3 separate regions of the Homo sapiens genome follow, and all the other regions are linked to region 2. The links are chromatin loops, found by intact Hi-C in ENCODE. Cell type or tissue: GM12878. All regions are shown on one strand. Each heading gives the region's core, and the rest is flanking DNA. Links, peaks and the distances in the headings are about the cores only. Region 1 overlaps ZNRF2 (zinc and ring finger 2). Region 2 overlaps MTURN (maturin, neural progenitor differentiation regulator homolog). Region 3 overlaps LOC124901607 (a long non-coding RNA gene).

Region 1 (7,633 bases), core at 1,036-6,035, 190 kb after region 2:
TGCTCTGTTCCAGGTATCTCACTAGGCATTTGAGAGGTATTATTTATTTCTACCACTACCCTGTGAGGTAGGTACTGTTATCCTGTTATATTCCATAATAAATTGGAAGAGTTGGAGTTTGAAACTAAACTGTAAATTAAAAAAAAAAAAATTGCTACGTATTACCCAGATTGCTGGACTCTTTTATTGCCACTATGAGCCTACATACATTAAAATTTAAACATTTGTCTAATTTTAAAAGTATACAGTAATAAGCTTGAAAATCAGATAAAGATATTAGCTTTGTTGTGTTTTCAGGACTGGTGCTTTTCTCTCCTAGTGATTGAATAGAAATGAACCTGAAATTTTACTTCAAAGTATACTTTATTCTATTTTGGTCTGTATTCAATAGTTCCATTTTTTTTCTTGTTCATGTAGACAACTCATTTAGGAAAATATTTGTTTAGGTTTTAACAAATCAGTGTAATTGATTTTAAGTTTTAGTTTATTGTTGATTTGTGACAATGAGAGGGCATAGGAAAATTATCTTAGTTTGATTTCATGGTTGGGAAATAACTTGGTAATCTAATAATTTCCTAGACAACTTGTGTGACTACTTGTGGCTTGTTAGGTAAATACTCAATACTTATAAAATACTTAATCCTGAGTTAGCTTTTTAAGGTAAGTTAGGAGCAAAAAGGCCCAAGAAAGCTATGTCTAGGTGTGGAATTAGTGCTCCTTTTGTATATTGTAGCTTTTAGAGTTTGTGATTTGTGTTCCATTTTATTTTAGTTACATTTTCTTGGCGAATTCACCGAATTTCGATTTCCAGAATATTCCCAAGAGTATAAACTTTTTTTAAAAAGTCATCATCAAAAGAGTAACAAATTTTATTTCCTCCTAAAGAATAGTCTTAATTTTGCATTAAGTTTCTAACAGTGCAGATGAAGAGTAGCTACATGTTTAACGATCAATTCTTAGTTACATTTAAACTAGAGAGGCATTGAAAAAGTAATTTTCAGTGGCATCTAGGCAGAGAAGCCCAGATTAATAAACGTTATTCCCATATTTTTACTGATATATTTATCTTACAGTGAAAATGGCAACTTCCCTTTGTTAAATATCATTTCTAAGCCTATTTATATTTGAGTACAGTAATAGCTCATGGATCTGTAATTGAAAGAATTAGTTAATGTTACGTTCTTTTATACGTATAAGAGATAACTTAATATCTGAAAGTATTTATTATTAAAACTTGTGAGCCCCAACTTTTTGTTCTTTGAGTAATTGCTTTTCACTAATGTTGTAAATTTTTTTAATTCTTGATTTTTCTAGGGATTATTTCACATTTCAGCTGCTTTTGTTTTCTACTGCTATCATTGAGGGTTCAAGAACAAAAAATAAGTCTTCAGGTAAAATGCCTGATCCATAATAGCGCTTGGCGTTGTATTTTGCTGAAAAGATCATATACCTGTTTGGATGCTTGATCTGAAAATAAAGTTGTGATGATTATGAAATTTTCGCATGAAGTTTCCTTGGCTGCCTAACAAATTCAGTCTTATTTGTTGGTTTGGTTTTTTGTTTTTTTTTTTAAAGAATTTTGGCTGTTTGCTTTTTTTTTTTTCCATGTCGTCTTGATCTGCAATAACTATATGGATATGTGCTTGGACCTGCTAAGTATTTTAATTTTGCATATTTGGCTGCTTGAATTTTAAGTAATTTCTTTGGACAATGCAAATTTTAAGAGCTTGAGAAGCTGTAAGTGAAATATCAAGTAACAGAAGTTTGTAACTAGTTTATAAATGTATATTCATTACCTATTATATATTTTAAGGTTTCATATTTTACCAAAATTAAATTAAAAATTCAGTTTCTCAGTTGCACAGGCCACATTTCAAGTGCTGTTTTCAGGCCATATGTGGCTAGTGGTTACCATTGTGGACAGCACAGATAAAAGATGTTTTTTCATCACCGTCCATAGTTCTATTGGACAGAGCTGTTTTAAATTGTGTAAGCAGTTAATTGTAAGGTCGTTTCAGTTATTTTATCCAGAAGATAAAGCGTGTGACCAGTCTTGAGAGTACTTCCTCTAAATATGTAGCTTGAGTATTTAAAACTTAGTTGTTTAAAACAGTCCAGTTGCTTTGGTATTTACGTTGCTTTAAAGTGAAATTGTTTCTTGTAGCAGAATTCATGAAGTAGGAAAAATGCCAAGGACTTAGTCTAAATTTGAATCCTGACCTCAGGACTTAGTAGTTTAGTAACTTCTGGTAAGTTACTTTACTTCTTTGAGCCTCAGTTTCCTTATGTGTAAAATGAAGGTAACAATAGTTACTTCATAGGATTAACATGTGACTTAAATATGTCAAAAGCACATTAAAAAGTACACGTTTTTAATCCTTTTAAAATATAGAATGAAGCCAAAACATAAATTAATTAGACAGTGTCATATGCTTGGAGTTGTTCCCAGCCTGGCAGTTATAATAGGCGCCTAAGTTCCTGGTCTTCATGGAGTTATTTGATGACATTGTTCAGGTTTGAAACAAGTGGAATACCAAGATGGAGAGAAAAAGAAATAGGAAGATGACTGACTTTGTTTTTGGAGAGGTGCATGAAGTACTATCTGATAATAACTAACATTTTGTATAGTGTTTTTTTATAACTTATAAAGTTTTTTCACACAATTCTTTAAAATTTCATCTCTAATATTTTGAGTACTTTTAACAGAAGAATAAAAGGAAACTTGAGGTTGACGAACATTTTTGTTCGTGAGAATGGAAATTCATATTAAGTTTTCAACTTTAAATCTTAGGCTCTTTCTACTTAAACAAGCTATTCTTTGATAGCAGTCGCATTTGTGAGGCAGGCATATATTTCAGAATCTCCAGGGGTGGGACTCAGGTACATATAATTTTTTGGTATATGTTGAAAATGCACCCATTGAAGTGATTCTAGTGCCCACTTCTGGTTAAAAATCGTAATCATTGCTCTTTTCCAGTCTTTTAACTTTTCTTTTCCTGTAATCAGTACATCTAAATTAATGCATAGATTACATGAATAAGACAAGGCATTAAACTGATAAGCAATGCGCTCATTTAACTTTTACTACTCTAGATGTTGAGGTATGAGCAATAACACTTTTTAAAAAGCAACATGTTTAGTTCCCTGTTGACAATCTCTTGTGTCTCCATTGATCATAGCTTGTGGAGGAGGAATCCAGACTAGCCAACTATGGTAGTTAAATCTGTGAGTGTTCCCTTCTCTGCTTCTTTAATGAGTTTTGGCTAGTTAGTAGTCTACCCCAAGATATTCCAGTTCTGAAGTGTTGACTCCTTAATCCCTGTGGGTGTTATCTTCATAAATGTTTTCAACTGATCTTTAGATTTTTAATCTTTTCCCAACTGTCTTGAAGATGCTTTAGTATCCTGGGTTTAGTGGTATTTCCAGGTCCTGTTTTTAAGTATGAATGTATCACATTACTAACAAGTCTTTCACAATTGTGAAATGTAGTTACCTATGTGAAGGCAAAAGCTCAAAACTTTCCTCTGAATGAAAGTGTCATTATAGGGGTGAGAGAGGGGACTACTCTAGCAAACCCCCAGGTAGGCAAAAATTAATCACATTCCACAGTGAATTTTCAAAACTGAAAATATTTTTAAACATACAAAGACACATTCTAGTGGAAACAAGACTTTAAAATGTGAAAATTAAGCATTTGCTATGTGAAGCTGTAATCATGAGGTTTTGAAGTCAGAGTGAACTATCTTCTAACTCAGAGTTGCTTATCAAAATGCAACTGATCAGTGGCTACAATATGTTAACATTAGCTTTTAATTTTCTGAGCAGAGATTATGTCACTAGAAGCTATTTTTAGTGGATATTAGGCTGTTTCTGCACTGAAATCAGTGTGTTCGGGATGTTTTTGTATACAGGTATACTTTTCTTGAACAGAAAATACAATTCTGAAGTACAGTTCTGATTATTTTTTATTGCTAGGGTTTAAGGGAGCTTATTTTTTAAATGACTTTAACCCAGCATTCTGAATTACACTAAAAAGATTGTTTAAACTTAGTACCTGCAAAGCATCTGAGGGATAAGTCTCGCCCCTGTCAATTTTAAAATAGCATTGTGTTCTTAAAATATGTATCATTCTGTTAATTATAGGCAGGTTGGATTTGTCTTTGTTGTACTATAAATTTTCTTATAAATAGGATAAAATGTAGACCTTTTAAAATATTCTCATCTCAAAGACTTTGAAGAGCTCTGAAAATGAGATGCGTCTAAAATCGATGTTGCATCATAGTTTGGTGGAAGCATTTTTTTTTTACTTGGTGGTATATAAAGCTAATGGTGCATATTATGACCATTGATGTTTTAGGTTTGATAAAAAGTGGTGGTTAACTTTTTGAAGGTGGTTGTGAAACTTACACTCACATAATTCTTTGATAAGAATGGTATACCTTTGTGATGAAAAAATACGTAAGTGGTGAGAATATACCATATTACTTGGAATTATAGACCTTTACCAGGTTTTTTTAGTGTCTCCTTTAGATCCTTTTTCTTTTTGTTCTCACTGCTATCAGTTAGATGCTTCACGTTAAACTTGTTCCCTATCTGAATCTCCTATTGAAAGATACTAGAACAATAAGAGAAAAATGGAGATCAAGAGAATGAGAAAAGGCATGGGGTGCAGGATGGGGTAGGAGTAGTGGGTAGGATCTCTAGGGCCAAGAGAAAAAAAAATGGGGAAAGGGAGGGCACTTCAGGGAAGTGGTAATAACATTTTCCGTTTATCCAGCTTTGCTTGTCCAGAAATCTTTACCTGCTTAAGTTTCTGACTGTAATATATTAGCTTGTGAGCTGCCCAGTAGTTAGCTCAAATCACTCCTAACGTATTCAGTCCATTCAGCTGATATAAACCCTTCTTGCTGAGGCCTTTGCTTATTCTGCAGAAGGTGCCCTGTTACCTCCTCCAGCATTCTGAGTAAATCATCTCCTGGTATCTTCTCTTATGTAGACCAAATAGAGTCTGTGTTCCTTCTTAATGTGCAGTCTCAAATGAATAATTAAAGGGAAGAACCACTTCTTATAGAATGAATTTTTCTGCAGGGTACTCTTACAGATAATGTACACAATCAAATTTGTTGGTTGGTTTTTATAGGAGGAATGGGCATATCAAACAAATACTTAACTTTAGAAAATGTCCCTGCCTTTCTGTTTCTTTCAGAATTTACGTAGAGATTGATGCAGTCTTTACCGTTTAGCATATTTGATTTTTTATTTTGAAAAGCAGTAATTTGTTTATTTATAATATAAATTCATATTGCATGTTCCTGCTTTAGCTTTCCATTCTGTAAACGAAGAACATATACTCTGGAGCAGTTTGTCCATGTTCTTCAGTAATGGCATGTTTTATTCTGCATTTAAAAAACAGTCACAAAGTAAATCTGGCTTACATACTCTATTTTAAGCAAACTGCTTTTAAAAATTAAAATTTAGCATTAGAATATAATTTAAATTTTCAGTATAAAACATGGATTGAGAGAACCTTAACATTTTTTCAAAAGGAACATTTGCATTATAAAGAGATTTACCCTTGAAGATTTTAAGCACACCATAGAGTTTTTTGTTTGTTTGTTTTTAAATACCCTGCAGATCCTTTTGGAAGCCACTCTAATTAATGCCTGGAGTAGGCTTGCCATTGTCATGGAAAAAGATTATGAAGAATTGCTGCATCCAGTTCTGAAATCCTCAGATTTCCAAAAGTCTCTTTCAGAATCTATACAAAAGTTTTGATATTCCTTTGCATTTTCTTGAGTTAAGCAACTTTTTAAAAGTCCCACATTTGGGGTGATTTCTTGAACTTACCCAATTTTATTATTTTATAATTTTTAAAATTATAATTTTATTTTCATGTCTTTTTAGCCACATTACACTGTAAAATTCTTTGAACTATCTTGGTCACACTAAAGGAAAATAAATTCATGGTACAAATAACTAGCTTATTGATAAAGTTATAGAGCAAAATCTGCCCAATTTGGGTGATTCTGTACTGTTTTTGCTTACTGTAATGCTTCAATAAAATAGAAATGAAAACGTGAGACAATGGAAGTAAAGGTAAACATTATTCAGTCATTTATGAATAGTATTTCAAATACACGTGCTGAGTTTTATGTATTTCTGGCGAAAAGATATGCCAAGTAAGGTGGAATCACAACTTTTTATCAGTTAGCATTCACGTAATTCTTTTTTCAATTTGATGGATAATTTTATTGTCCTGAATTCATTTTCTCTTTCTTCAGAGGATGTACTGAGTAAAGATGCTGGGGAATGTGCAATATGCCTTGAAGAATTGCAGCAGGGAGATACTATAGCACGACTGCCTTGTCTATGCATATATCATAAAGGGTAAGTTCACCAAGTTGGTATTAGAGTAAAAGATTGTTCTCACAGTTTCAGACATTGTAATTAGGGCTGAAAAGGAATCTTCGTTGAAACCACCCCCTCCCTGTCTCACACACACTTCTTAAAACTTAATGATCTTTTTTCTCTATTTGAACTAAGACTTGAACCCACATCTGTTTGTATCCAAAAGGCTACTATTTTTAAAGCATTTGCTATGACCCAGCTGTTGTCCATAGCTTCTTGAATAAATTATCTCATGTAAGCCTTGTAACCATTGCATTTTACAATTGAGAAAATAAGCTAAGGGACAGTATGGAATTGCCCCAAGGTTACAAGGCTAGTAAATGGCAGAGTTGAGATTCCAGTAGATTTGGAATCTGCTTGACTCCAAAACCTGTCTGCTTTCTCATATGGTCTTCTTGCTTTTAGAGTGATACAGGAAAAATTTGGGGTTAAAAAAAAAAAAGTTTAAGGTAACCACAAAAAGAAAACTATAACTTTCAACCTGATGAAAATACAGTACTTAAGTTAAGATGAGGTGGGGGAAAACTTAGAGAAAACAGAGGAAATAAAACAAAATATGGATACAAAAATATATCCAAATATATCAGTTATAATAAATACACATAGAACAAACCCACTGGTTGAAAAACAGATTGAAAGGTTGGGATAGGTAGTTGATAAACAACACATTTGAACATAAGTATACATAACATTTGAAAGTAAAAGGATAGAAAACTATATCCAGGCAAATATTAACTAAAAGAAACTACAAAGCTAAACTAGTATTAGACAAAGCAAACTTTACAGCAAAAAGCATTATTAGGGATAGAATTCCTATAGAATGACAAAAAGTATATAACATTGTATTTTTTTTTTTTTTTTTTTTTTTTGAGACGGAGTCTCGCTCTGTTGCCCAGGCTGGAGGGCAGTGACGTGATCTCGGCTCACTGCAAGCTCCGCCTCCTGGGTTCACGCCATTCTCCTGCCTCAGCCTCCCGAGTAGCTGGGACTACAGGCGCCTGCCACCATGCCCGGCTAATTTTTTATATTTTTAGTAGAAACGGGGTTTCACCGTGTTAGCCAGGATGGTCTTGATCTCCTGACCGCATGATGTGCCCGCCTTGGCCTCCCAAAGTGCTGGGAATAACATTCTATTTTTATGTATCTAATAACATCTCAAAATATTTATAAAACCCTCAGACGAAACTGACAAATTTATCATCATAATGGAACATTTCACTACGCC
Region 2 (7,633 bases), core at 1,311-6,310:
AACATGTTGATCTGTGAGTGCCCAAGCCCCTGAGGGCTCGATCTCATGGGGCAGATGAAATTCTCTTCCTTAGAGGAAAGGGAAAGGTGAGGCCCCAGAGGACTTATCTCAGCTGTACATGCTCTGCCTGTGGAGACATGGCTTTTCTTTGTGCTGTGGCAGACTGGGGCTTTGGAAGTGGTGTATGTTTAACTTACCTGAGAGTGAGAGATGTGTAGGAAGAATAGCTGGAAGAAAGTGAAAGATGAGTGCCAGTACTTTTGGCCTGTTATCCAGTAGAGAGAAAGTGACAGTGAAAGTAACGTGAGAGAGAAAGAGTGTGTGTGTATATGTGAGAGAGAGAAAGAAAGAGAAAGGAATGCTTGATTGCTTGTTGTTCACTGGGCCAGCTCTGAAATCCAAAATCATGCCTTGATAACATTACAAAACCGTGATCCTGGGTTTGAGTGAATCCTAGAGACATTGTTCTTATGGCCGCCTGGTTTCCGCAGCCTGATCACCATATCGAGCAGACGTCAAGGAATCAGAGTGAAGTACGGAGCCAGGGAGGGAGGTGAGGCCCCGTGTAGTGCCTGTCACCACTGTGGATTCACCTGCACTCAGGTGTCCACTCCTGTCTCCCAGGCCCAAAGCAGCACATGGTGCAATGGAAAAGTCTCTTATGTAGGGATCCTCCTTGTGTCCTGGTGCCAGAATTAGATTTCCAGTGTACTTCAACGAAAACCTCTCTCCTTTATAGTTGCTGTCATCTTTCATGTATAAACAGAAACCGTCTCTAGCACAATATATTTCTGAATATTGTTTCTGTTTCATAAGAGCACAATGTACATGGACCTAGGGGAGCTGTGGTCCCAAGTGTCATTGGAATTTATATTTTAGGAATAGGCTTTGCATGTTAAAATTCACAAGTTGGGAAACTGGTATGAACAGATCTGATTTCTTACAGAGAGGCATGAAGGAATAGGCAGGACTTAACTTGGGGTGGGAGGAGATGAATAAGGGAGAATGGGAGAGTTGGGGTCTGACAGTTACCACCTGAGCCCCAGGAAAACTGTTTTCATTTTCACGGCTGTCTCACTGGGGGCCTGCTTTCCTCAAAGGAACTGACTGTATGTTGAGAGGCAATGCCTTGTGTTGGCATGGCTTTGCCACTTTAAAAGTGCCCCCCAGCCAAGGAGACCAACAGGAACCCTGCTCATCTGGTAGGGCTCTTTCCTTCAGTAAAACCAGCTGCCAGCCTGAGAAGCCTGTCTTTCCCAAATGCAGGCAGATCTGAGAGGGGCTCCAGGCACCCGGCAGGTAAATCACAAAGCAAACTTGGGTGTCCTTGGCAGCGGGGAGGAAGCAGGAGTGCCCCCTCAGGCCAGAGGGCAGGGCCAACCTCCTCACTGTGCTTCAAGGTTGTAGAAAGAGCACAATTAATGCTTAAGCGATCACAGACCCCTCTCCCCTGCAGTGGGTGTTAGCTCCAAAGAGATGCCATTGCTGATCACCCAGTCTTCGGAGAAGCCTAAAATTTCTTTGAATTAAAAACTGATCCTTTTTCATAAAGACCCAGTCACTTCTCCCAGTTTAGTGATAACAGGTATGACACAAGAAGCTGAAGTCTTTTAGATTTTATAGAGAGTAATTCTGAAACCTGCCAGAATGCTGGTAGCCTGTGGTGTCCATGGCAATGGGTGTCCATGGTAAAATATCTATAGCTTCTGCTCACTGGGCAAATATAAAAGACAACATATTATTTAACATAATATGTTGTCTTTTATATTTTTATTTAAATCTGGATTACGAAAATATAGTACCCATGAGCATTTCATGTTAGAAACCCCATTTAAAGCACTATAAGGCTGAATAGGCACAAGCGATTAAAAGTAGATGCCAGGCCACATAAAAATAAATGTTTTAATTTACTTAGAGCTGTATTCAAGTTGTTTGATACCAGACAGAAAGCTGACAGTCTGTTCTTTGTAAACTGCCTTTCCCTGTTTTTCTGTTTTGTTTTGTTTCTCAAGTTTCATTTTTTACTAAGCCCCTTCTGACACCTAGGCAGATAAAGATAAGAGTAGTGCGCAGTACAAATGTCAGCTCTGAAGAGGAGGAAGTAAATCTTCAATGCTAGGGCAGATCTTCACTATCCGTGATCCAGTCTTAATTTGAGCATGAGAGCAAAATTTAGTCATCTACACAAGAAGCAAAAGCAAGGAATAGTTGTTGGGTTTTTGTTTTTTGGTTGTTGTTTTTTTTTTTTTTTAGGCAAGAAGTGTTGCCGGTAGGGTATGTGTGCTTTCTTTGCCTTCCTATTTCCTTTCAAAGAAATCTCTTGTAAATTACAAAACTGTGAATTGGGTTGCCAAAAACTGTTGCCCTTCGTTAGATGCTTCAAACAGTGTAAATCCTATACTGCACCCTGTCCACCTCTGCTCCCTCCTCCCTCCCCTGAGAGTGAGGACCTCATCCGACCATGTAATTACCATTCGCTTGCTATTAAAGAGCCTTTCAAACTCTGGTGGTGTTTGCCTCTTTTTTTCTGCCTCCACAATGTTTGGTCCCAAAGGACACCTAATGTGGCTTATAAATGAAGAGCAAAGAGTAAAGGACCGGCAGCTCGCTGTGTGGTTGCTGTTTGTGAGGAGGCTGGGGGAAGAGAGGGAGGAGCTGGTAACATGAAACACTGCCATTGTTCAAAGATTAATCATTTCTGTGTGATGCATTCATATGTCTATTGTGATGCTATAACTGGTAGTTAGTAATTTTCTACTTCTTTGAACCAATACTTTAGTTTTGTGTTTGAGAACCCTATTTTTTCTAGCCTACTTAGGAATTCTTTTTGGCATTAATTAGAAATCTGTATTCTGTGGTCATTCTATGACATGACACCATGTCTCCACCACCTTCCTCCCGGTTATTTATTCACCAAACATGGCATTTAAATAACTCATCTGGAAGTTGATGGTAAGTTCTGTTATTTGATTAAGAGCCAGTTTCTTTCTCCAAATGAATGGGTCTCCATAGAGAGACCCATTAGATTCGATTAGATTTGAGTTTTGCTTTACAGGCACAGCATAAAGGCTTGTGTGTATGTTAGATAGTGTGTGGTCCTTTGTTTTCGATGTGGCTGTTAGAGATTGTACTCAAGTGGTGAGCTCTGTGTCAGCAGTCCCAACCCTGCTCGTGGTGCAGCAGCGGGGGCAGGCGAAGTCTTACTTATGGACTTCCTTTGTTACAGTTATTGTATCCGTCTCACAGATAGAGTTTATAAAATGCAGGTTGGCCCCTTTAAGTGCGGGCACTGGTGTTAAAAATACCCACATTTCCCCCGTGTAATCATTCTGAAATCAGTGGCTGAGGGCAAGAGGTTCTAGCCCAGACTCCTCCTGGGCTGACTGTGGCCCTAGGCATGTCCCCTCCCCACCCCACCGACTTCCGGCTTTGTTTCCTCATCTGTAAAAATAAAGAGTGGGAGACTTGTCCCCGAGTTCCCTTTGGGCACTAGCCCTGACTTGTCTAGGGGAGTCAGGAGTCGGTAGAGAGGACATGAAGCACAGTTGTAATGGAAACACTCACAGAACCAGGGTGGGGCGGCCAGGATTGGCAAAACTGTCCTGGGATTCTGAAGCTCTTTCCCCTAGGATCCCTTTTAGAATTGAAGACGCCAGTTGATATCGTGGCTGTGTGTTAGCCCAAATGCTTATGTCCCTGCGTGTTTTCTCCTGCCTTTCCACACCTTCCTTCCCTTCGTGAAAGTAATAAGGAGTCAGAACTACAACAAAGTAAAATTGGGGTGTTCAGCTTAGGGATGTAATCAACAGTCTCACTCCCTTTAGAAATGAGCCTCGTTTCCATAGTGAAGTTGGGCCGAGTGGGATCCTCCATTGTCATAGAGTTCTTTGTGTACAGGTTTGGGTTGAAGGACAACAAAATAAACAGAACCAGACCCACCACCCAGCATTTGGACGCCACGCCGGGGCTGGACAAAGTGGACTTGCTGTCCGTGTACCTGAGTGTCAGGGTGGTTTTGCCCTGTGCCCTGCCAAATCAGAGTGAATGAACATTCCTGTCTCTGTTTAGCAGACTTGGCCCTTTGGAAACTCAAGAAATGCATCCTGAAAAAGCTGGCACTGTGCTTTCCTCTTAGGACCACAATAGGCAAAAAAAAAAAAAACAAAAAACTGAAGTACTTTCCCTATCTCTAACCCTCCTTTTTTCCTTTTTGGAGTAAACAATGGCATTTGTAATGATCTGGGCAAGTTTTAATTAGGCAGTCAAGGAACAAGGTAGGCATTTTTTTAGGGATCATTTAAAGTAACATATTTTATCCTTATTTTGTTGGGAAATAGGGCAACAATGTACAGTGTAAAAACCAGCAGTAAAATTAAGTTGGCCCTTTCGGATGCTTTTTAATTAGAAGCCTCTAGAGGTCAGCACCACATAAAGAAAGGGCTTTTGAGTTCAGGGTGATCATGATGCCCATCTCCTTGTGGAGCTTTTGGAAAGGAGGGTTGGTGAATGTCCAGGCTGGGGAAAGAGAAGTGAAGAGCCGCCTTCTTTATACATAAACCCTAACATTTGACTGGGTTGTTTTTTTCCCTGCTCACCCATCTTTGCAGCTCCCACACCCCTGCGTCACACACTGTCAGTTCGATAAACATGACTTATTGACCGGTCGATGAAGTGTGCCATTTAGCTCATGCTGAGAAGGGCTGGGGAAATGCCGAAGATGAGATGGAAGGCACATTGCATTTTGCTTGGAGCAAGGTGGGAGGATGCTGGGTGTTCCAAGGCCTTTCAAAATATTTGTTAGCCCGTAGCCTGTTAAACTCTGCAACTTCCAGTGGAACATCAGGGAACACAGGTTTCTACCTAGAATCCATATCTGGCTCCCTGAAGCCTGCACAGATCAGGGGTGGGCTGGGGGAGGATTTGAGCATCTTCAGGAGGTCTGGCCAGAACTGAGATAGTTGGGAGCCCCTAAAAACTTGCAGACATACCTGTGGATCCCCGAAGTACAAGACCCAAGAGCACTGTGCAGTGATGGCCACAGGCTTCATAGACCACCGGAATTCAAGTCCAAAACGACAGGCAGCCTTGGGAGGCCACAGAGGCTCCTGGTGTTGCCCCGGGGTTTCATTTTGGCCCAACAAGGAACAGGAAGGGGAAACAATACAAAGGCTTTCCTCCCTTCTCTTTCCCTTGCCCCTTCTGTTCAGGGTTTACTGTTCCTGTCTACTAAGGAAGGCTTGACCCATAACACAAATAGTATTGACAATTACTCTGCTGGGTGATTAGATGAGCCTTGGACCCTGAGGTTCTTTCACTCACTGAGAAGATACATTGGTGGAAAGGACAACAAATATGTCACAGGCACGATGGAAGCCCAGTCTTAACATCTTAGCACTTAGTGGCATAACAGCGATTTCACTAGTACTATTAGATTTCAAAATGCTGAGTTTGGATCCTCGTGAGTATGGGCTGTATTCTTTGCAAGTATGGAACAGTCTGATTCTGATGACTTTTCAGTTGTTTTGTCATGAAGCCAACAGTGCTGAGTAAATATGCCCCACCTGTGTGTGCTATTACATATAAAAATTTTTTTGTAACAAACTTTTATGTAGTCCTTGCTAAGTGCCACACACTGTACTAAGTTTCTTTTAACTCATTTAATCCCTCCAACAATCCTACAAGGTAGATATTATGGTTGATATTCTCTTTTTACAGATGAGGAAACTGAGGCACAGAGAATCTAAGTAACTCTCACAAGATCACACAGCTAGTAAGTGCCAGAGCTGGGATTTGGACCCAGGCAGTTTGGTTTCAGAACTCTTAACTACTCTGCTGAATAATGAATGTCGTGGGTGTTGGTCTTACATTTACTGAAATCTATGATTTTTTTTCACACCACAGCACAGAGGCCCTGCCTGCCCGTATACTTCACGCAGTGCATGCTGCTAATATCCATGGTTGCCTGGGAACAGATGGAGTGAAGAGAGCATTTCCCTAGCTATTTGCCTTGCCTGTGGGCAGGTTGGCCGCGCAGGGTGGTTTAGGATAATAGCAGACACATTTTTTTTCTGGTATCCATGTACTTACAAAGATTTTTGAAAGTGACTGGAAGAACCGGGGCGACAAGTTTATAAAACAGGATCCTCAGATGGGGGCAGGGCTGGGGAAACAACCAATTGGCTTTCCATTCTGTACCCTTCTTTCTAGACCTTGTTCCCTGAGGAGCTCTTTACAAGGGTGTTACAGACTCCTCTAAGTGTCTCCCTCCTCATAGCGAAAGGGCTTTTACTCAGAGTTACCTTGAAGCAACCAGCAGCAGAAATGCATTGTCTAGTCAAGAGGAGGCCTGGGAGCAAGAAGAAAGCTCTCTTCGTCTGCTGATGTGTGGTAACATGCCATTGAGTCACCATCCCACACCAAGGGTTCCAGTCTGTGGCCCTACCCCTCAGCCATCCAAATACATTTCTAGCCTGCCTTCCTGCTCCACGCAGAGGCAGCGTGCACAAACACCCTCAATACCACCGCCACTGCTGGATGACTGTCGTGCTATTGTGCAGAAGGAATAAGTGCAAATCTGAGACCCCATTTCAAAGGCAAACACAATTCACTTTTGAGCTCATCGGGTTGTTTGGATCATCTCTGCCACGATTTTCTCCATTCCTATGGGAAAGAAAAGCTGGCCAGATCAGTATCCCATAAGAAATGCAGGCACTCCAAATCTGCTGTTCTTGCTTCTAAGATTCTGAGTGCTATCACATGGTTCCCGAATGACAGGCTCCAGGTCCTGCCATGGGAGAGTGGGCTTGCTGGTGAGTGGCTACAGGGAGAAGGTGCTAAACCTCAGGAGCAGCACTTTTGTGTTTTCCAAATGATGCACGGATGAGAGAAAGGAACGCAGGAAAGGTGAGTCAAAAACAAACCTTTGGAAATACAAAAATAAGGAGCATAGAGCTGCACAGGTTTGAAAAGAGGAGGAGGCAGTGTCATGTGTAAATGCATGTTGGGTTTCTGGATCTGATGCGTGCCTTCCTGCATGACTTTGGTCATTTAGATGTTTAGTTTCTTCTACTCAGGAATGTTAGGGGGCATTTTGAGCCTGGGGCTACAAGAGGCTAAAAAAAACTACAAACTGTTGTGCAGAATCAACTTTGGAATGGATCTGGAAAGTCAGAATTTAAAAATTTTACTTCAGTATTCCCTAAAGTCAGAAATGTAAATCCAGTAACGGGAAAGGACATGAAATGTACAGTCCCCCCTCAAGTCTCACTCTGGGTGATGCCACTCTGGGTGGATGCTTTCACCTCATCAGATGCATCTGGGAGAGCTGGCCCGGGTCTGTCTGTCCCACCGGACCCCACGCTCCCCCCCTTCTCTCCTCTCCCACCTTGCCTGATGTGGAGCACTTTGTAATAAAGAGGTTCATTCCCTGAATTTAATATGGGGTGTCATCAAGGCCTTTACTAGACAAGAAGCATGTCCTCTCCTTCCCAGCAGCGATGACCTCCCCACAAGAACATGCCTCTCGCCGAGGTCTTCATCCCTCTCCAGAAAAGGAGACCCAAGCAGCAGCACCCAGGGCAGAGCCTCCGTTCCTACTTCATGGATGTGAAATACCCAGGATGCTACAAAATCA
Region 3 (7,633 bases), core at 1,415-6,414, 62 kb after region 2:
AAAGGCGTCCACACTCTCTGATGCCATTTATATAAATTCTAGAAAATATACATTAATCTGTAGCGACGAAAAGCAGATCAGCAGTGTTGGGCGCAGGGGCAGAGTGTGGAAAGTACTGCAAAGGGGAATGAAGAAGCTTTTGGGGATGATGGAAATGTTCTGTATCTTGCTTGTGCTGGTGATTTCACAAGTGTGCATGCCTGGGAAAAGTCATCAGATCATACACTTGAAAAGGAAGCAGTTTATTGTATGTAATTACACTCCAGTAAAGGCAAAAAAAATCTCATCCATTAAATTAATATCAATAGTAGGCTTTCACTTGAATCAAGGTTTTTCACTTTTCAATTTTTGCTGAAAAAACTGAGCCCCTCAGCTATTTTAAGGATAAAAAACTCTGGTATGATTGTTGTTTGACTACTCTGCTTGGAGAGGGTGAGTGGGGGTGCCTGAGCACGGTTTTGAGCCTTGCCTACCTCATTCCCACCCCCAGGAGCGTGGGTGACATCATTTCAGGACACATCATGAGGAATACACTTGACTACCTCTGGGCCCAGCATGCCGCAGACCTCCACTCAGTCGGCTCCTACATCCTCCAACCAACAGGAGGTGGAGAAAGGCCCAGGGATGCCCAGAACCCCAGGAGGCCTACAGATGCTTTAGATCAGCTGTACCTTCCCTTCACCTGCATAAACTCAAACCTGCAGAGGAAATTTCCTCCTAAGCCCAGACATTAATCACACCACTGGGAGACTGTAAAGCCAGTGCCAGGCTGACAGAGAGGCCTGCAGGAACCTGGTCCTTTTTAACAGCACCCAGCAAAGGGAGGGAAAGCCCAAAACCCAGCCTCAGGCAGGACGATCAGCATGCAACAGTCATAAGGAAGCTGCCCCGCTCCCCCGGTTTCCTGAGCAGGATCTGAGTGTGCATCCCTCCAAGAACTGGCACTTGGGTTTTAATTATAACCTCTACCAAACTTCTCCGCTCTCTGCTGCCACACAGATCTGCAGCTGAAACTGTCCTCTGTCAATATATAAGCATCCCCTACTCTAAGGCAGCCAGACACTTTTAGGACCTATCTAGCCCCAAGTATTCCTTTAGGAAACACTATCAGCCACATCTGGAAGCCTCCAGGTGGGAACACAGTGCAGACCAATGGGACACATGTGCTCAAGTCCTGACTGTGCGTCGCTAGCTGTGTGATTCTGGCAGGTGACCACCAATCTGATTACCATCATCCTCATTAGTAACATATGGATAATAGCTTCCTTACAGATTAGGTGTGTAGATCACAGGAGATTAAGGGATTTATAAAGTGCTGTATGGTCTATGAAAGTTGGCTATTATTAACCATGCCTAGGGAATTCAGACTTCATATGGCTTTTCTCCACAGAATCTTCTTACACTTTTCTAAGGTTAAAAAACAAAGGTGGTCTAGGATCCAAAAAAGAAAAAATATGTTAAAAAATATTTCTACCAAGTTTGAAAAAACACTTTAAAATCCTTTCTAACCTCTCTCTCCTCCCACACATACACCTTAGCTCTATAGATGAGCTGTGGCTAATGTTAAAACAAATCTATTTTCCCTTAGAAACACGATGATGACACAGGGTAGTGGGTAAAGGAGGGGAGGATTGGCAGGACGGCCATAGGAAGTTACAAACTGAGAACATTCTGTAGCTGTTTAAATTACACAGAGTACAGTATGTGTAGAATGAGAAAGGCAGGGAGGTGGGTTAAGGCCTATGGAATATCAGCATTTCAAGATTGGGTAGAAAAAGAGAAGCTTACAAAGGAGAATGAGAAGGAGTCACAAAGGTGAGTATGACAGAGACTGCCAGTTGCCCCAACATCCATCCTCCCTTTCTTCCACAGTGATAGAATTGTTGGCTGCGTGCATGTTCACTTAGCTAAAGACTGCATTTACCAACCTCTGTTGCAGCTAGATGTGACCATGTGACTGTTCCGGCTACAGGATCTGAACACAACATGTGCAACTACAGATTATTCTCTTAAAGGGAAAGGATATGCTCTCTCCTATATATTTTCCCTTTTTCAGTGGTGGATTGTGGCTGTGGGAAGAACCATCCTGAACCACACAGACAGGTGGGATACCTAAGGATGTTAGAGCAACAAGATAGAAAGAACCTGGGCTTGGGACAATGTTGCAGAGCAGATCCAACACACCAATTTCAATGTTTGCATGATAGTGCAATAAAATCCTGTGCTTTTAAGTCACTATTTCTTTAGGTCTCCGAGATGTGGATGGACCAATATCTATCTTACTCAGTGAATGTAGGAAGAAGATGATTTAAAGAAGGAAGAGAAATGTGGCTGATATGTCAGATAAGATGAGGACTGAAGCTTCCTCTTGGTTGAGCAATAAAAAATTCACTGGTGACTCCAGGAAGAGCATTTTTAAAGGTGATAGGACCATTGGAAGGCCAATTTTAAGAGTGGGCTCAAGGCAAGGAAGGATGGACAGCAAGGATCAGCACTTTGTTAAGAAATTTAGCGGTAAAGGAGGCAAGAGCTGGAGAGTGACATGGGGTTGAAAAAAATCCTGCTTCACTTCTCTGTTTCTGTTTCATGGGACTCTCCAAGAATGGGTCTCTCCATCCTAACAAAAATCGCTTGTGTTCTCAGCCTATTTTGCTTACTCATAATTGTGTAACAAACCACTTCAAGAAACTTAGTGGCTTAGACTATGATGATTTATAATTTCTCAGGACTCTGTGGGTTGACTGGGCAGTTCTCTTCATGTGGTGTGGGCTGGAGCACTAGTATGCTTGAAATGTCCAAATGGCTGGCTGTGGCTGCTGGCTGCTGCCTGGGAGCTCAGCTAGGGCTCTCAGCCAGGGGTCTTGGTTTTCTTCCAGGGGTCCTTTCTATGTCGTTGCTTGAGCTTCCTCCCAGCATGACAGCTAAATTCCAAGATGAAACATTTCAAGAGTGCAAACACATAAACTGCTAGTCTTTTCTAAGGCTTAAGCCTGAAACTAGCATAGCATCACTTTCACCACATTCCATTATTTAAAATAGATCACAAGGCAGCCCAGATTCAAGGGAGAGGAGACTACACAAGTGTATGAATACAAGGAGGCATGGAAGACCACCAAAATAAAAACCTAACAAGTAGAAATGACCCAGAGAAGAGAGAGAGGTTGCAAAGGGGTTGCAGGAAATTTGGTGGAGGGGTGAGGGATATGTTTTTATTTTAATTGTAGTGATGGTTTTACAGGCTGACTCATGTCAAGCTTATCAAATTATACACTTTAAATTTGTACAGTTTGTTGTATATCAATTATACCTCAAATACGTCTTTTTTTTAAAAGTGCAATCTACTTACAGAGTAAATATTTCAGTAAATTGTGGTATATCCATTAGGTAAAATATTTTATAGCAATTACCAGTGATAAGAACAGTGTGAAATAGCAGGAGAAATGTTTCTGATGTAAAGACAAATGAAAAAAGCAAGTATGAAATTCTGGGTACACTGAAAATTTTGTAAAAATGTGTATATGTGGGCAAGGCTAGGAAAGCATTCACAGAATGAAAATACCATCATTAGGCAGGTGGAATAGCATGGATTTTCCCCTTCAATTGTCCGCATTTTCTGCTCTGTTGCTATATTTGCTTTATAATTAATCTCTTGATCCTTCTATTTTTGCACTCATTCTCTTATCTGCAGGCCTTCCACATGGGTCAGGCCTCTTCAGCTGAGGCTCTGGCAGTGTAAATCCTGCGTCTGTCTAAAGCACTTTGTTTCTGTGTGGTTCACTCCTGATACAGGGCCACTTGTGCGAGAGTTGAGAGGGAGACAGGCAGGGCTCTTGGGGAGTGATACAGCACTTATGTGTTCGTCAATTCTAATAACAGGCTTGCTCCTTCTCCCACCTGGGGCTGTCACTCTGGCTTCCAAATCCAGACAGGTTTCTGTTTCAAAATTACTTCCTTATTAGTCATTCCCTTTCCACTTCCCTTTTCTGCCACCTTCTTATAAAACACACTGGTTCAGCAAGCTCTGTGTGTCTGAATCACTGCCAGGCCTCAGCTCCCTCCCTGGCTGCCCCAGCTGCTCCCCCACCATTTAGCAGAACCATGCAGGCATCCAGAAATGGGGAAACAGCTACAGCTGGTGTCAGCTGCAAAGTTTCTCTCCTGCCCCTCCATCTCTCCCCCTCTTTCCTGACATGTTATATTTTCACAAGAAGGGACTTGGAGAAACGTGCTATTATTCTTTTCTGGGTGACACACAATCACAAAGGCAATCTTCCTGGGAGATGGGCTTAGCAGGGCCAATGCCAGCAATAGGGAGAGAAGGGAGTTAGGCCTTTTAATCACACTCCTTTGGCTCGGTGTATCCATTTTGCCTCCCACGATGGTGCTTGCTGTCTGCTTCGGGTCAGCTCTGCCCCTCAGGGTGATGAGCAAGGAAAGACAGGTGATGGCAGGTTGACATTTACGATCTCACGAGCCAAACTGCTGCCTGCATGCCCAGAAGGATGTGAGGGTACCATGATGGAGGATTGCAAGTGAGAGCCAGAGAGGCACCTGCCAAGCCCCGTCACCTGGCTGCACACACGGTGAGGGAGGGACGAGGTGGAGAGGAATTGTGTGAAGGGAGCAGGGGCCAGCTCTGAGCCATATGTTCTGTTGGGGAGGCTTTTCAGCTATGAGCAGGCAGCCTGATACCTGTTAAATGGCTCCTCAAAGTGGCTACACTAAGACTCAACCCGGTAAGACAGAATGGCAATGTGTTGTCAACTTGATTTGTTCTTAAAATGGGACTTTTTTTTCCTTTGGGCAGAAGGCCTGTCAATTTCCAGCAGGGGCAGCGCAGTCCGCTTCCAGGGAAAACTTAGGTCCTTGCCAGCAGGTGGGGCAGGTGGCCTCCAACCGTGGTTTTTCTCCTCTCACCAGTCCTGTGTTCTCCCTCAAGGTAGCCTTTCAAAGCCATGTTTTCTCCTTCTTCTCTGCTTACACCTCCCGCTGCCTCGCTCACTGTTTTTTTTTGTTTGTTTGTTTTGAGACAGGGTCACTGTCTTTTTAACTGTCCCTTCTCTTTCCTCTTCTGCCTTTTCGTGTTCCTTTTCAGGCAAGAAAAAATGCAAACACGTGCCCATGTGCACACCCACCCAACCCACACACAAGAATTCTGGAAAGAAATAGAGTACCAAAATGTCTTCCTTTCCAGCATTTGTGATTTGCATAATTTAAAACTGCATGTCCCTAACCATTTCATTATTATATTAAATATATAGTATTTCAAAACAGTGGGGGAAAATGATCAAGTTGGACCCACAATGACTTAAAGTTATATTTATGCCTTATCCAGAAAGCTTTCTTTTCAAGAAGAAAATGAGTGACTTTAGAAAATGTATACATTGAGATTACTTTTTAAGGTTAAAAAATGCCAACAATAATGTTAAAAAGTGATGATGCTTGAAATCCTTTAGATGCTCTAAGTACTGGTAATAAACATGTTCTATTTTATTTGAGTTTTTACAGATTGAGAAACTGAAGGACAGATAAGACTCGACTCTCCTGAATCCCAGGCCCTTGCTGGGTCCCCACAAGGTGGTGAGGTCCTTGAAGGTAGGATCTGTTTTATTGAAACATCTTTGCAGCCCCTTTAGGTCTGGAACACAGTAGGGACTCAATAAATGTCTGTGGAATTTAACTATTTCCTGGAAATGACCAACAATATTAATATGTTGAACATGAGGACTTTTAGTAGGATAATTAATAATTTAATAAATATATACATTCTATATTTTCCTTATATCTTGGTAACCAAAAGGGAATTACTTGAGCTAGCAAACTGCAGCCAGTAATGGACAGCAGCAGCCACATTAAGAATGTCTTATTTTCCCAAAGGGATACGATTTTCACATATGGCATTAATTTCTGGGAGTTTGTGAGACAACTGGGACCATTTGAACAATTTTACAGAGATTTAGCTGCTTATACTGAGCTGTGTTGCTCAACCTGACTTACTCCAAAGCCTGAAAGGATGTAGTTCAGGTGTGTTTGGCAGCTGAATGAGGCCACAGTGTTTAGTGTTGGGTTAGCCCGTGATTCTCCACCAGGCTACGTGTCAGAATCACCTGTGGAACGTCTTAATCGATTCCTATTTCCAAGGTCCCTCGTTAAACCAGTTAAATCAGAATCTCAGGAGTAGGGTCTAGGCATTACATTTTTGAAGCTCTCTGGAGGGGTCTCAAAAGAGGCACAAAGAATGAGTGGTGAGAGGGGAGAGCTCCTTCTTGCTTTCTACAAGCTCCAAGTTTGCTTTTAGCCGATAGTGTTAGCCCAGTGTTGTTCAAACCTTAATGTGTACACGTATCGCCTGGGGATCTTGCTGAAATGCAGCTTCTGACTTGGTAGATCTGGCCTGCCGGTGCAGATGCAACTGGTTAGCAGGCCACCATAGGCAGCAAGGATCCAGAGCTGCACAGGCCAATATGGTGGCCACAGGACATGTGTGGCTATTGAGTGTGTGAAACATGGCTAGTCCAAGTTGCAATGTGCTGTAAGCATAAAATAAACACCAGATTTGGAAGCTTTTGTACCAAAACATAGATATATCCATAATAATTTTTATCTTGGTTACATGTCAAAATGATAATATCTTAGACATACTGAGTTAAATAAAATACACTATGAAATTAATCTCGCCTGTTCCTTCTTTTCTTGTTTTAGCGTAACTACTAGAAAATTTGACGTTATCCTAAGCAAATTAATGCAGGAACAGAAAAGCAAATACCACATGTTCTCACTTGTAAGTGGGAGCTACACATTAGCTACTTATGGATATAAAGATGGCAACAATAGACAATAGAGACTACTAGAGGTAGGAGGAAGGAAGTGGGGCAAGGGTTGAAAAACTAACTATTGGGTACTATGCTCACTATTTGGGTGATGGCATCCATTGTACCCCAAACCTCAGCATCATACAATATACCCATGTAACAAACCTGCATATGTAACCCTGGATCTAGGATAAAAGTTGAAATTATTTTTAAAAAGAAAATTAAAAATTACTTATTGACTTGCATTGACTTTCTATTGGGCAGCGCTGGTCTAGGAAACTGTTCAATGCTTGGTGGCAACTGCATAGTGGCAAGGGTGTTTAAATGGGATGAATGCAGTGGCTGGGGAAGTGGTTACCTGCCTAGAATTCAGACTCTACAGGTATAAATTAAGAACAATCATGGCTATCATTTATGAGTGCTTCTACGACCTATCACTGTTCTAAACACTTTACATGAATTATCTCATTTAGTGCTCATAGCAGCCCATGAGGTAAGCATCTCTATTATTCCCATTTCACAGATGGGGAATTTAAGGCAGAGGCAGTTTCAGCAACTTGCCTCAGCTAGCAAGTGAAAGGGTTTAGGGTTGAGCTTTAGAAAGCTCCCTCTCCCTCTGCCCTCTGTTTTAGTCCATTTGTGCTGCTATAACAAAATACCACAGACTAGGTAATTTATAAACTATAGACATTTATTTCTCATGGTTCTGAAAGCTGGAAGTCCCAGGTCAAGGTGCCAGCAGGATTGGTGTCTGGTGGGGGCTGCTCTCTGCTTCCAAAATGGTCCCTTGTTGCTGCATCCTCTGGAGGGGAGGGATGTTG

What was found. Peaks named below come from ENCODE experiments on the same cell type or tissue, not always from the same donor. Only the 100,000 strongest peaks of a DNase experiment are listed, where the experiment ranks them.
Region 1: a loop joins it to region 2, with 7 times the contacts of the local background. A loop is called at or near these places in 19 of 110 quality-filtered maps.
Region 3: it touches region 2 in a loop (2.2-fold over the local background); 17 of 110 quality-filtered maps call a loop at or near these places.

The regions. Positions count from the first base shown.
Region 1 is chr7:30,349,447-30,357,079 of GRCh38, forward strand. It overlaps ZNRF2 (zinc and ring finger 2), which reads left to right. Exons shown (of 5, transcript NM_147128.4): 3 at 6,282-6,387. Among named protein-coding and RNA genes, the nearest start is that of LINC01176, 38 kb to the right of the region's middle. In GM12878, for the core only: a CTCF peak has its summit at 2,943 (motif pointing left); no DNase peak of the experiment used is centred there.
Region 2 is chr7:30,160,259-30,167,891 of GRCh38, forward strand. MTURN (maturin, neural progenitor differentiation regulator homolog) reads left to right here. Exons shown (of 3, transcript NM_152793.3): 3 at 1-2,504. It also overlaps the pseudogene RPS27P16. Among named protein-coding and RNA genes, the nearest start is that of MTURN, 29 kb to the left of the region's middle. RefSeq lists a silencer at 3,191-3,250. In GM12878, for the core only: CTCF peaks have their summits at 4,422 (motif pointing right) and 6,255; DNase peaks (open chromatin) are centred at 2,471, 3,329 and 4,421; H3K27ac peaks cover 1,188 bases.
Region 3 is chr7:30,222,151-30,229,783 of GRCh38, forward strand. It overlaps LOC124901607 (a long non-coding RNA gene), which reads left to right. Exons shown (of 3, transcript XR_007060274.1): 2 at 5,500-5,595. Among named protein-coding and RNA genes, the nearest start is that of ZNRF2, 59 kb to the right of the region's middle. In GM12878, for the core only: no CTCF peak of the experiment used is centred there; DNase peaks (open chromatin) are centred at 2,651 and 3,951; H3K27ac peaks cover 341 bases.